Linked DNA regions of Homo sapiens: region 2 is linked to region 1. A link is a loop called in an ENCODE intact Hi-C map of the cell type or tissue named here. Cell type or tissue: natural killer cell. All regions are shown on one strand. Each heading gives the region's core, and the rest is flanking DNA. Links, peaks and the distances in the headings are about the cores only.

Evidence for each region. Peaks named below come from ENCODE experiments on the same cell type or tissue, not always from the same donor. Only the 100,000 strongest peaks of a DNase experiment are listed, where the experiment ranks them.
Region 2: it touches region 1 in a loop (1.8-fold over the local background); 1 of 110 quality-filtered maps calls a loop at or near these places.

Annotation. Positions count from the first base shown.
Region 1 is chr12:46,606,075-46,611,933 of GRCh38, reverse strand. The region is part of intron 3 of SLC38A4-AS1 (SLC38A4 antisense RNA 1); the gene reads right to left. Among named protein-coding and RNA genes, the nearest start is that of SLC38A4, 220 kb to the left of the region's middle. In natural killer cell, for the core only: no CTCF peak of the experiment used is centred there; a DNase peak (open chromatin) is centred at 2,503; H3K27ac peaks cover 2,280 bases.
Region 2 is chr12:46,396,201-46,402,059 of GRCh38, reverse strand. All of the region lies in intron 2 of SLC38A4-AS1 (SLC38A4 antisense RNA 1), which reads right to left. Among named protein-coding and RNA genes, the nearest start is that of SLC38A4-AS1, 15 kb to the right of the region's middle. In natural killer cell, for the core only: no CTCF peak of the experiment used is centred there; a DNase peak (open chromatin) is centred at 2,480.

The DNA.
Region 1 (5,859 bases), core at 406-5,405:
AAACTAAAGTTGGAGGCTATTATGAAAATATGCAATGTTTCTAAAGTTGCTTTTTGACACAAGGACTTTTTGTTTCTTAGCAAATAGAATTTTAGACCCAAAGTCAAGAAATCTGAACTTAATTTTGTTAAATAAACCAACTTTATGATGTAAACACGCCATTTAGGCCTTCCGAGCTTCAGTTTTCCCCTCTTTAAATTTAAAACATTTCTACCCAACTCTCATTGTTGTCTCTGTGATCAAAGATCATGCCCATAAATGTGCTTTAAAAACACCAAATGAGTCTGGGTGTGGTGGCTTATGCCTGTAATCCCAGCACTTTGGGAGGCTGAGGCAGGTGGATCACTTGAGGCCAGGAGTTCGAGACTATCCTGGCCAACATGAAGAAATCCCCATCTCTACTAAAAATACAAAAATTAGCCAGATGTGGTGGCGGGCATCTGTAATCCCAGCTACTCAGGAAGCTGAGGCAGGAGAATCGCTTGAATCCAGGAGGCGGAGGCTGCAGTTAGCTGAGATTGCGCCACTGCACTCCAGCCTGGGTGACAGAGCAAGACTCTATCTCGAAAACAAAACAAAACGAAACGAAACAAAACACAAATGCCACCAAATGATATAAAAATGCCATAAATATATTTTTATTAATCTTTTAAACATGTTGAGTATGGCTTAAATTTCCAAAGATGGTTAAGAACCAACAAAACAGCCCTCTGTTTTCAGCAGAGATTTTAAGACTTTTTAAAATTTACACATTATAATTTATATCCTATAATTTCCATGGTATTTTTAAAAGTTCTACCCTGATGCCCTCTCAAAAACAAACAAGTAAACCCACAGTAAATGTCTAACTTTGGCTTTGCCCTAACACTTTTTAAAAAAAAAAAATAAACCTCACCTTATTTAGGTGGTAAAAGTCACTTCACACATCAGCTTCAATTCTCACCTTCCCATGAGATCTTCCCTGACTTTAGCCATAGTGACTGTCCTGTCTGTGGTTTTTAGCCACAGGGCCCAGCACGCACTGTGCTTTTTCACTCTGTTCTCTAATTGGGCATGTGCGTGTTCTGCTTCACCAGGTTCAATGATGATCAGGAGAGATGGCGTTGAACAATTCCAGGTACCAACCATAGTTCTTTCTTAGTTCCTCACAGATCTTAATCCATGCATACACATGTGTTTGTTAAGTTTTTAAATTTAAATAGCATGGAGCAGTGGAGTAGAGAACAGACAGTACAAAAGCCTCCAGCTTGGCTTTGTCATTCACTAGCTATTGGCACTGAGTAATTTACCCAATGCCCCTGAACCTTCTTTATCAATAAAAAAGGAAGCTGGGCTAAGTCTAGTTAATTCTATGATAACCAAAATTACATTGATAGATTCCATCCAGCAGTTAACCTTTAAACTCTCTTCCTACAAAGCTGACAACACCTTAGGTCTCTTTTCAGTCTAATCTCTGGTTGCTCTTACTATTAATACTATTACTATTATTAACATAGTATTCCTTGAGCATCTACTAGGTGTTATGCCCCCGTGCCAAACACTTTCCTTGTATTATCTCATTTAATATTCACCTCACTGAGATACTGTACCAATTGGGACTTACAGTGCAAGCTATAGAAACCAATTTGGGCTGATTTAAGGAGGATATCAGGCAGCTTATAGGATTATGGAAGGGCTGGAGAACCCTTTTGAGGCTCTACAGGCTGGAGTACCGCTTAAAAATCACACAATTGAACCATTTTGGTGAGGTGACCACTGCTACTCTGGGAATTGGCTAGTGCATCCTGTAGTGCTAACCACTGGGACTACCATCCCTGCCACCACTGCTGCTCCTGAACTTGGTTCTTCTACCACCATCCACTGTGAGAAGTCATTTGTTAACTGCAGCTCTGGGGCAGGTGCCCACACCATAATTACAAGGGAGGCTGGGAGAGCAAGTAGCTGACATTATATAGTGAACGCATTCCTGAGTCACAGGAGGGAGACTCCACACACTGGACAACCAAAAAGAATGGCAAATGTCCACTGTAAATATCCTCACTATTATTATCTCTATTTATCAAACCAGAATATTGATGTTTAGTAAGGTTAAATAACTTGTCCAAGGCCATAGAGATGGCTAGTGGCCAAAGCAGGCTGTCTGGCCCCATACACTACAGTCTCTCCAACAATGCTCTTCCCGCTCAGGCTCAATAACTTCCAGTGAATGGGAGGCTCCAAAGAGGTTAGCTTGGATTGTAGATTTAATTTACCTTTATCATTATGGTTGTCATCATCAACATTATCACTATATTTAAAGACAATCTGCAAAGTTGTGACTCAATGACCAATCTACTCACAAACCCCTAAGTCACTTAAATGTACCCATAGACATGAAGATGAATTTCTATTTTTAAAAAAAGAAGTTCTCATAGGCAAAAATGAGAATAGAAAAACACCTCTGGTTAGAGATAAAGTGATAACTCACAACTAAGGAGCCAAAGTTCAGCCACAAGCTAGTACAGGAAACTGTGGTCCCATCTCCTAAGACAGCTACCATTTTACAATGAAACAACAACAGCTCTCCAAATCTCAGTGTGTTCTCCCTGCAGTTGTTTGCATTGCAATTATGGAAGAGGAAAACTGCAGGTCCTCTGATAATAGCTCAGTGGAGAGAACGCTGCACACTTAAGAATAGAATCTACATCAAGAAAGTGGGGAAAGCAGTCCTGTTCCTCCTCCCCACCCACCTTCAGACTGCTTTTTCCTAGAGCGTAGGAGAGTTGCTAGACAGCCAATTCCTGATTATGTGTGGTAAGGAGGAAGGAGAAGGAAGGACAACATGGACAGCCCCCAAACCACATTTTATGGCTACAAGCATTGTCTCCTTTACCACAGAACTTTTGCCAGAACTGAACATTAGAAACCAAATCTCTAACTGGGGGTTGTTGTCCTGCCTTTCCCCAGCCCTGGCTGCCAGTCCTTTTTGGTAGAGGAGGTTATAAGCAAGTAAAGGGCCCAAAAGCCCAAGTATAAGGAGATGGCAGGGAGAATTCAATAGCAGGAATAATCCACAGAAACCAGAAAGGCAGCTACTCATTTCTGAGGGAATCAAGAATTAGCTACATTCTTGCTCTCTAAGCAACAACTGTCATGTGATCTTGTTTAAATACTGAGGTTTGATCAATTTCTAAAAATTATTTTGATTTCCCAAAACACATATGTATAATCTGCTCCATCTCAATGAAGAAAGTGGGTTAAAAATGTGTACTCACTCACCCTTAGTCATCTGATTCTAATTTAGAACACACTTTTCCTGGCTTTCTACTACAACCAAAACTATTCATTGCACTGATCATAACAATTCTCCTAAAACAGGCAATAAAAGGAGCAGAACTTCCTCCTGTGGCCAGAAACTTTCCCAAAGCTTAGGCCTTCCAGCAATTACATGCCTTTTCACTGCAGTACCTTAACCTATTGCTAATAAAGCCTCTTTGGCCAGTCAGAGTTGCCATCTTTAGAGACAGAGGGCAAAAACAACAAAAAAAGGAGACACTCTCAGAGCGGTCATTTATTCAAACTGCCCCATCCGAGAAGCCTCTATTCTTGGTAAGGAGGAGCCCACTTAGGAGACTACATAAAAGTACACATCAAGAGAATTCTGAGATAAAATTTTATATCCTGAATGATTAAGAATGGTGTTTCTAAAACAAACAATGGTTTTAGTAATAGACCCTTCAATGGCTAAGTGCACCAACATTATTATTTTTTATTTTTTATTTTTGAGACAGAGTCTCACTCTGTTGCCCAGGCTAGAGTGCAGTGGCATGACCCCAGCTCACTGCCAGCTCCAACTCCCAGGTTCACGCCATTCTCCTGCCTCAGCCTCCCGAGTAGCTGGGACTATAGGCACCCGCCACTACGCCCGGCTAATTTTTTAGTAGAGACGGGGTTTCACCGTGTTAGCCAGGATGGTCTCGATCTCCTGACCTTGTGATCCACCTGCCTCGGCCTCCCAAAGTACTAGGATTACAGATGTGAGCCACTGCGCCCAGCCAACATTATTTTTAATAATTAATGAACTACTTAAAAGAGGAGGATTATTTGTAAGGATTTTGAAATAATGGAATAACTTTTAGAAAATTATACTTCTGTCATTTGTAGCCCTGATTGGCTTAATTTATTTTACACATCCAAGGCTGATGTACTATAATCAATACAATGAATAGCCCCAGCAGTCAGTCCACAAAAGGATTTTTAGGGCTGTTTGGTGTCCATTACTCTGAGAAGCAGATGAACTGAATTTGAGTGTCAAAGGTATACCTTAATAGAGAAGTTGTATAAATTGCCCAAGATCACACAGCCAGCCCAAGAATCTAGTCGTCTGACTCTGCTCAGGGCACTTTCCTTCCATTGTTTGGACTTTCTGCTTTAAGGAACAGATTTATCAATTTGGTGAGAAAAAAAAATGTGATGAGATTTTCAAGAAATGTGCCAGGAACACACACTGCAGAAAAGACAGTCTCTTCAATAAATGATACTGGGAAAATTGGATATCCATATGCAGAAGAATGAAACTAGACTTTTATCTCTCACCATATACAAAAATCGACCAAAATGGATTAAAGAATTAAATCTTAGACCTCAAACTATAAAACTACTACAAGAAAACATTGGGAAAAATCTCCAGGCCATTGGTCTGGACAAAGATTTCTTGAGTAATATGCCACAACCACAGGCAACCAAAGCAAAAATGGACAAATTGGATGGCATAAAAAGCTTCTGCACAGCAAAGGAAATAATCCACAAAGTGAAGAGATAACCCACAGAATGGGAGAAAATATTTCCAAACCACCCATCTGACAAAAGATTAATAACCAGAATATATCAGGAGCTCAGACAACTCTATAGGAAAAATTCTAATAATCCAATTAAAAAATGGACAAAAGATTTGTATAGATATTTCTCAAAAGTAGACATACAAATGGCAAACAGACATAGGAAGAGGTGCTCAACATCACTGATCATCAGAGAAATGCAAATCAAAACTACAATGAGATATCATCTCACCTTAGTTATAATGGGTTTTATGCAAAAGACAGGCAATAACAAATGCTGACAAGGAAGTGCAGAAAAAGGAATCCTCATACACTGTTGGTGGAAATGAAAATTAGTGCAATCACTATGGAGAACAGTTTGGGGGTTCTTCAAAAACTAAAAGTTAAAAATAGAGCTACCATATGATCCGGCAATTTCATTGCTAGTTACATACCCAAAAGAAAGAAATCAGTATATCAAAAGGATATCTGCATTCTCATGTTTGTTGTGGCTGTGTTCACCATAGCCAAGATTTGGAAGCAATCTAATTGGCCATCAACAGATGAATGGATAAAGAAAATGTGATACTTATACACAATGGAGTACTATTTAGGCATAAAAAAGAATGAGATTAAGTCATCTGCAACTTGGATGCAACTGTTAAGTGAAATAAGCCAGGCACAGAAAGACAAACATCACATGTTCTCACTTATTTGTGTGATCTGAAAATCAAAGCAGTTGAACCCATGGAGATAGAGAGTAGAGTGATGGTTACCAGAGGCTGGGAAGGTGGGGATGGTTATGGGGTACAAAAATAGAATGAATTAATATGCCCTAGTGTTTGATAGCACAATAGGATGACTACAGTCAATAATAATTTAATTGTACATTTTAAAATAACTAAAAGACTATAATTAGATTGCCTGTAACACAAAGGATAAATGCTTGAGGTGATAGATACCTCATTTTCCATCATGTGATTATTACACATTGCATGCCTGTATCTAAACATTTCATGTATCCCATAAATATATACACCTACTATGTACCCACAAAAATTTA
Region 2 (5,859 bases), core at 538-5,537, 210 kb after region 1:
TACAGAGACTTAATACACTATGTATGTATAACAGAAAACACCTACTACTTGGAGTGTACAGCTCACCTAATATAAAGTAGCAGATTTTAAGGGGAATGCATTTTACAGTGACTGCCAGATGCATGCCAAAGCCCCGCCTCCAGCGGCCCAAATAATCATTGCAATGACAGCCCTGGGAACAGCAGGGAGAGTTGTTTTCAGGCTAAACCCTCACAATTTTTCTCTTACAGCTCCTTCCAAAAGGGAACAAAGCAGCTCTGCGTGTGTGTGTGGGTGTGTGTGTGTGTGTGTGTGTATACGCCCCTACACATGTGTGTATGTTTTCTGTTTTGAGTGTAGAAAGTACTAGAAGTAGATAGTAGATAGTGCCTGAGATGCCAACATAGGCAAATGAAGAAGGTGGAGTAGATATGGAGAGGATTAGCCCAGAAGTCCTACAATGGCTTTTTCCAGGTTCAAAAAGTCTCTGATTGGGGCAACTGAATGTGCACATAAACCCTGCTTCTCCCCAAATATAATGAGCAAAAGGGAAAAGCGGAGTGCTGACTTAAAGATGGAGGAGGATGAGCAGACAGCAAAATGTGGTCAGAGTGCGGTCCCTCAAAGGTTATGAGGAGAGAAGGCTCCCCAGTGCTCCAAGCCCCTTCTCAGCAAATGGGGCAAAGGCCATGTGCACATTGTACACACCTGGAGCTCCCCTCCATCTGGTAAAAGGCAACCCTGTGCACCTGAATGGACATCAAATCTCTGAAGAGACTGATCTAACATTTATCAGTGTGTGACCTTATGTTAATGGCTAAGCTGGTCTCAGCTCAAGATTTTTTAAACTGCAGAATGGACATAAATGCAATGCTATGTTACCAAAAGAAAGTGGTGAGGACAAGAAGAAAGGCCTGGAAAGAGCCCATGTCTGTGTGTGCCCATGAGGGGAGAGTGAGAGGGCTGGCCTTTCATGCAGCACACTGGTGCACATGGCACAAGAACCACGGACCACACTTTCATCTGTCAAATGTACTAACTGCCAGCAAGAGGCCTGATGAGCCAGAGTGGGTGCCTATGTTCCAATCCATGTATATATCTCTGTGTCCAAACACCTACCGTGTCTCCTCCTGTAGCCATGGTTGAATAGCTCAGGCTCTGAGCTAAGACCCATCCTGCCCCTTGTGCACTGGTGCCCATCCTTCTTACCGACTTAAAGACATTGCTCCAGCAATTGTCCACCTGCTCTTGTATCATCAAGTTGTTATTCTCTACTGGATCATTCCCAGCATACAAATGTGCTGTCATAATTTCTTCCACTTGAAAGATTCTTTAAAACTCTCCTGGCTCCACATCCTCCTTCAGATATGACCCTATTTCTCTTCCCTTTTAGAGTAAAACTCCTCTAAAGTGTAGTCTCTACTCTGCCTCCAGTCCAACTACTCCCATTCCTTCTGGAATCCATTCCAAATAGCTTTCATCCTCATTACTTCATCAAAATAGTTCTTGTCAAAGTCATCAATGACCTCCCTGTTGCTACATCCAATAGTCAGTTCTCAGGCCTCCTCTCCCTCACGTTGTCAGCAGTACCTGGCACACTACATCACTCCGTCTTTTTTTTTTTAAACTTTCTTCCTTTTAAAACAAAAAAAATTTGGAGAGAGGGTCTTGCTCTGTTGCCCAGCCTGGAGAGCAACAGTATGCTCATGGCTCACTGCATTTTCTTTTCATTTATTTATTTTTTATTATACTTTAAGTTGTAGGGTACATGTGCACAATGTACAGGTTTGCTACATATGTATATATGTGCCATGTTGGTGTGCTGCACCCATTAACTTGTCATTTACATTAGGTATTTCTACTAATGCTATCCCTCCCCCTTCCCCCCACCTCACGACACGCCCGGATGTGTGATGTTCCCCTTCCTGTGTCCAAGTGTTCTCATTGTTCAGTTCCCACCTATGAGTAAGAACATGTGGTATTTGGTTTTCTGTCCATGCGACAGTTTGCTGAGAATGATGGTTTCCAGCTTCATCCATGTCCCTACAAAGGACATGAACTCATCCTTTTTTATGGCTGCATAGTATTCCATGGTGTATATGTGTCACATTTTCTTAATCCAGTCTATCATTGATGGACATTTGGGTTGGTTCCAAGTCTTTGCTATTGTGAATAGTGCTGCAATAAACATACATGTGCATGTGTCCTTAGAGCAGCATGATTTATAATCCTTTGGGTATATACCCAGAAATGGGATCGCTGGGTCAAATGGTATTTCTAGTTCTAGATCCGTGAGGAATCACCACACTGTCTTCCACAATGGTTGAACTAGTTTATAGTCCCACCAACAGTGTAAAAGTGTTCCTATTTCTCCACATCCTCTCCAGCACCTGTTGTTTCCTTTTTAATGACTGCCATTCTAACTGGTGTGAGATGGTTATCTCATTGTGGTTTTGATTTGCATTTCTCTGATGCACAATGATGATGAGCATTTTTTCATGTGTCTGTTGGCTGCATAAATGTCTTCTTTTGAGAAGTGTCTGTTCATATCCTTTGCCCACTTTTTGATGGGTTTTTTTTTTTGTAAATTTGTTTAAGTTCTTTGTAGATTCTGTATATGAGCCCTTTGTCAGATGAGTAGATTCCAAAAATTTTCTCCCATTCTGTAGGTTGCCTATTCACTCTGATGGTAGTTTCTTTTGCTGTGCAGAAGCTCTTTAGTTGAATTAGATCCCATTTATCAATTTTGGCTTTTGTTGCCATTCCTTTTGCTGTTTTAGTCATGAAGTCCTTGCCCATGCCTATGTCCTGAATGGTATTGCCCAGGTTTTCTTCTAGGGTTTTTATGGTTTTAGGTCTAACATTTCAGTCTTTAATCCATGTTGAATTAATTTTTGTATAAGCTGTATGGAAGGGATCCAGTTTCAGCTTTCAACATATGGCTAGCCAGTGTTCCCAGAACCATTTATTAAATAGGGAATCCTTTCCCCATTTCTTGCTTTTGTCAGGTTTGTCAAAGATCAGATGGTTGTAGATGTGTGGTATTATTTCTGAGGGCTCTATTCTGTTCCATTGGTCTGTATGTCTGTTTTGGTACCAGTACCATGCTGTTTTGGTTACTGCAGCCTTGTAGCATAGTTTGAAGTCAGGTAGCGTGATGGCTCCAGCTTTGTTCTTTTGGCTTAGGGATTGTCTTGGCAATGTGGGCTCTTTTTTGATTCCATATGAACTTTAAAGAATTGTTTTCCAGTTCTGTGAAGAATGTCATTGGTAGCTTGATGGGGATGGCATTGAATCTATAAATTACCTTGGGCAGTATGGCCATTTTCATGATATTGATTCTTCCTATCCATGAGCATGGAATGTTCTTCCATTTGTTTGTGTCCTCTTTCATTTCCTTGAGCAGTGGTTTGTAGTTCTCCTTGAAGAGGTCCTTCCATCCCTTGTAAGTTGGATTATTAGGTATTTTATTCTCTTTGAAGCAATTGTGAATGGGAGTTCACTCATGATTCGGTTCTCTGTTTGTCTGTTACTGGTGTATAGGAATGCTTGTGATTTTTGCATATTGATTTTGTATCCTGAGACTTTGCTGAAGTTGCTTACCAGCTTAAGGAGATTTTGGGCTTAGACGATGGGGTTTTCTAAATATACAATCATGTCATCTGCAAACAGGGACAATTTGACTTCCTCTTTTCCTAACTGAATACCCTTTATTTCTTTCTCCTGCTTAATTGCCCTGGCCAGAACTTCCAACACTATGTTGAATAGGAGGGGTGAGAGACGGCATCCCTGTCTTGTGCCAGTTTTCAAAGGGAATGCTTCCAGTTTTTGCCCATTCAGTATGATATTGGCTGTGGGTTTGTCACAAAAAGCTCTTATTATTTTGAGATACGTCCCATCAATACCTAGTTTCTTGTGAGTTTTTAGCATGAAGGACTGCTGAATTTTGTCGAAGGCCTTTTCTGCATCTATTGAGATAATCATGTGGTTTTTGTCTTTGGTTCTGTTTATATGATGGATTACATTTATTGATTTGCGTATGTTGAACCAGCCTTGCATCCCAGGGATGAAGCCAACTTGATCGTGGTGGGGAAGCTTTTTGATGTGCTGCCGGATTCGGTTTGCCAGTATTTTATTGAAGATTTTTACATCGATGTTCATCAGGGATACTGGTCTAAAATTCTCTTTTTTTGTTGTATGTCTGCCAGGCTTTGGTATCAGGATGATGCTGGCCTCATAAAATGAGTTAGCACTCCCTCTTTCTTAAAGCACTCGGCATCTAGGCCATCACTCTGTTCAGAACCCCAAAATGGTGTCCCATCTCACTCTAAATAAAAACCAAAGCCTTAGAATGGCTCAAAAGGCTTTCTTTGATTTCTTTTCTAGGAATTCTCTTACTCTAGATAACTACAGAACTCATTCCCTCAATTCTATTAGCTCAAATATGACCTTATCAGCCTGTGGGTCTTTCCCTAATGTCCATATAAAATAACCGCCTCCTATTTTGGGAGGCCAAGGTGGGTGGATCACGAGGTCAAGAGATCGGGACCATCCTGGCCAACATGGTGAAACCCCATCTCTACTAAAAATATGAAAATTAGCTGGGCATGGTGGTGCATGCCTGTAATCCCAGCTACTTGGGAGGCTAAGGCAGGAGAATCACTTGAACCTGGGAGGCGGAGGTTGCAGTGAGCCGAGATCACGCCACTGCACTCCAGCCTGGCAACAGAGCGAGGCTCCATCTCAAAAATAAATAAAAATTAATTAATTAATTAATTAATTGCCTCCCTAGACTCCCTCCTATGTCCCTTTCCAGGAGCTTCATATTATAATCTATGTTATATAATCACAGGTTTACTTATTTTATATAAGCTGGGTTTGTTCACTGCCATATTGGCAGCACCTATAACACTATCTGGCACATAGTAGGAAGTCAAGTATTTATGGAGCGATCTAGGGAAGGAATCCTAAGTCCTGGAAACTGAACAGAGTATGGGCACGTAACCAGCCTTCAATGTTTGCTTCAGAGAAGGCGAAGTTCTCAGAATACAAGTGGACAGTGCTAGGGACATTCTGTACACCCTATTTATATTAGGCTGGAAAGACCGCTCCCTGTCCCAGGGTAAGGTAGGACACAGCCGCCACAGTATCTCTGAAAAGATTCTACAATACCATAGAAACTTTTAAGTAACATCTGTTTGGTGCCCTAAACAGAGATGTATGAAAACACATTTCTATGAAGATGAAAAAAATTCAAAAACGAATAGGCTAAAATGAAAACAGAAAAGAACATGAAGCCACTGGAATAAGAAAAAAACACAAGGAAAAACAAAATGCCATACCAGAATTAAAGTACTCCTTTCAAGCAGTAAAGACCATTTGTACTGCAGAAAATCAATTGTGATGTGGACAGATAACTTGAGTAGCTCCTTTAAAATGCATAAAGGTGAAAAAAATACATAAACAAGATTAAAGGAAATTTCCCAGGGGTCTCACACCTGTAATCCCAGCACTTTGGGAAGCTGAGGCGGGTGGATCACCTGAGATCGGGAGTTCAAGACCCACCTGACCAACATGGAGAAACCCCGTCTCTACTAAAAATACAAAATTAGCCGGGCATGGTGGCGCCTGCCTGTAATCCCAGCTACTCAGGAGGCTGAGGCAGGAGAATCGCTTGAACCCAGGAGGCGGAGGTTGCAGTGAGCTGAGATCATGCCATTGCACACCAGCCTGGGCAACAAGAGCGAAATACCATCTCAAAAAAGAAAAAAAAAAAAGAAATTTCCCAATATATTAATGTCAGCATCTTCAGTGATTTTCCTGTTTATATATTTCTTCTATTCTAAACTTTTAATAATATACATATAAATCACAATAATC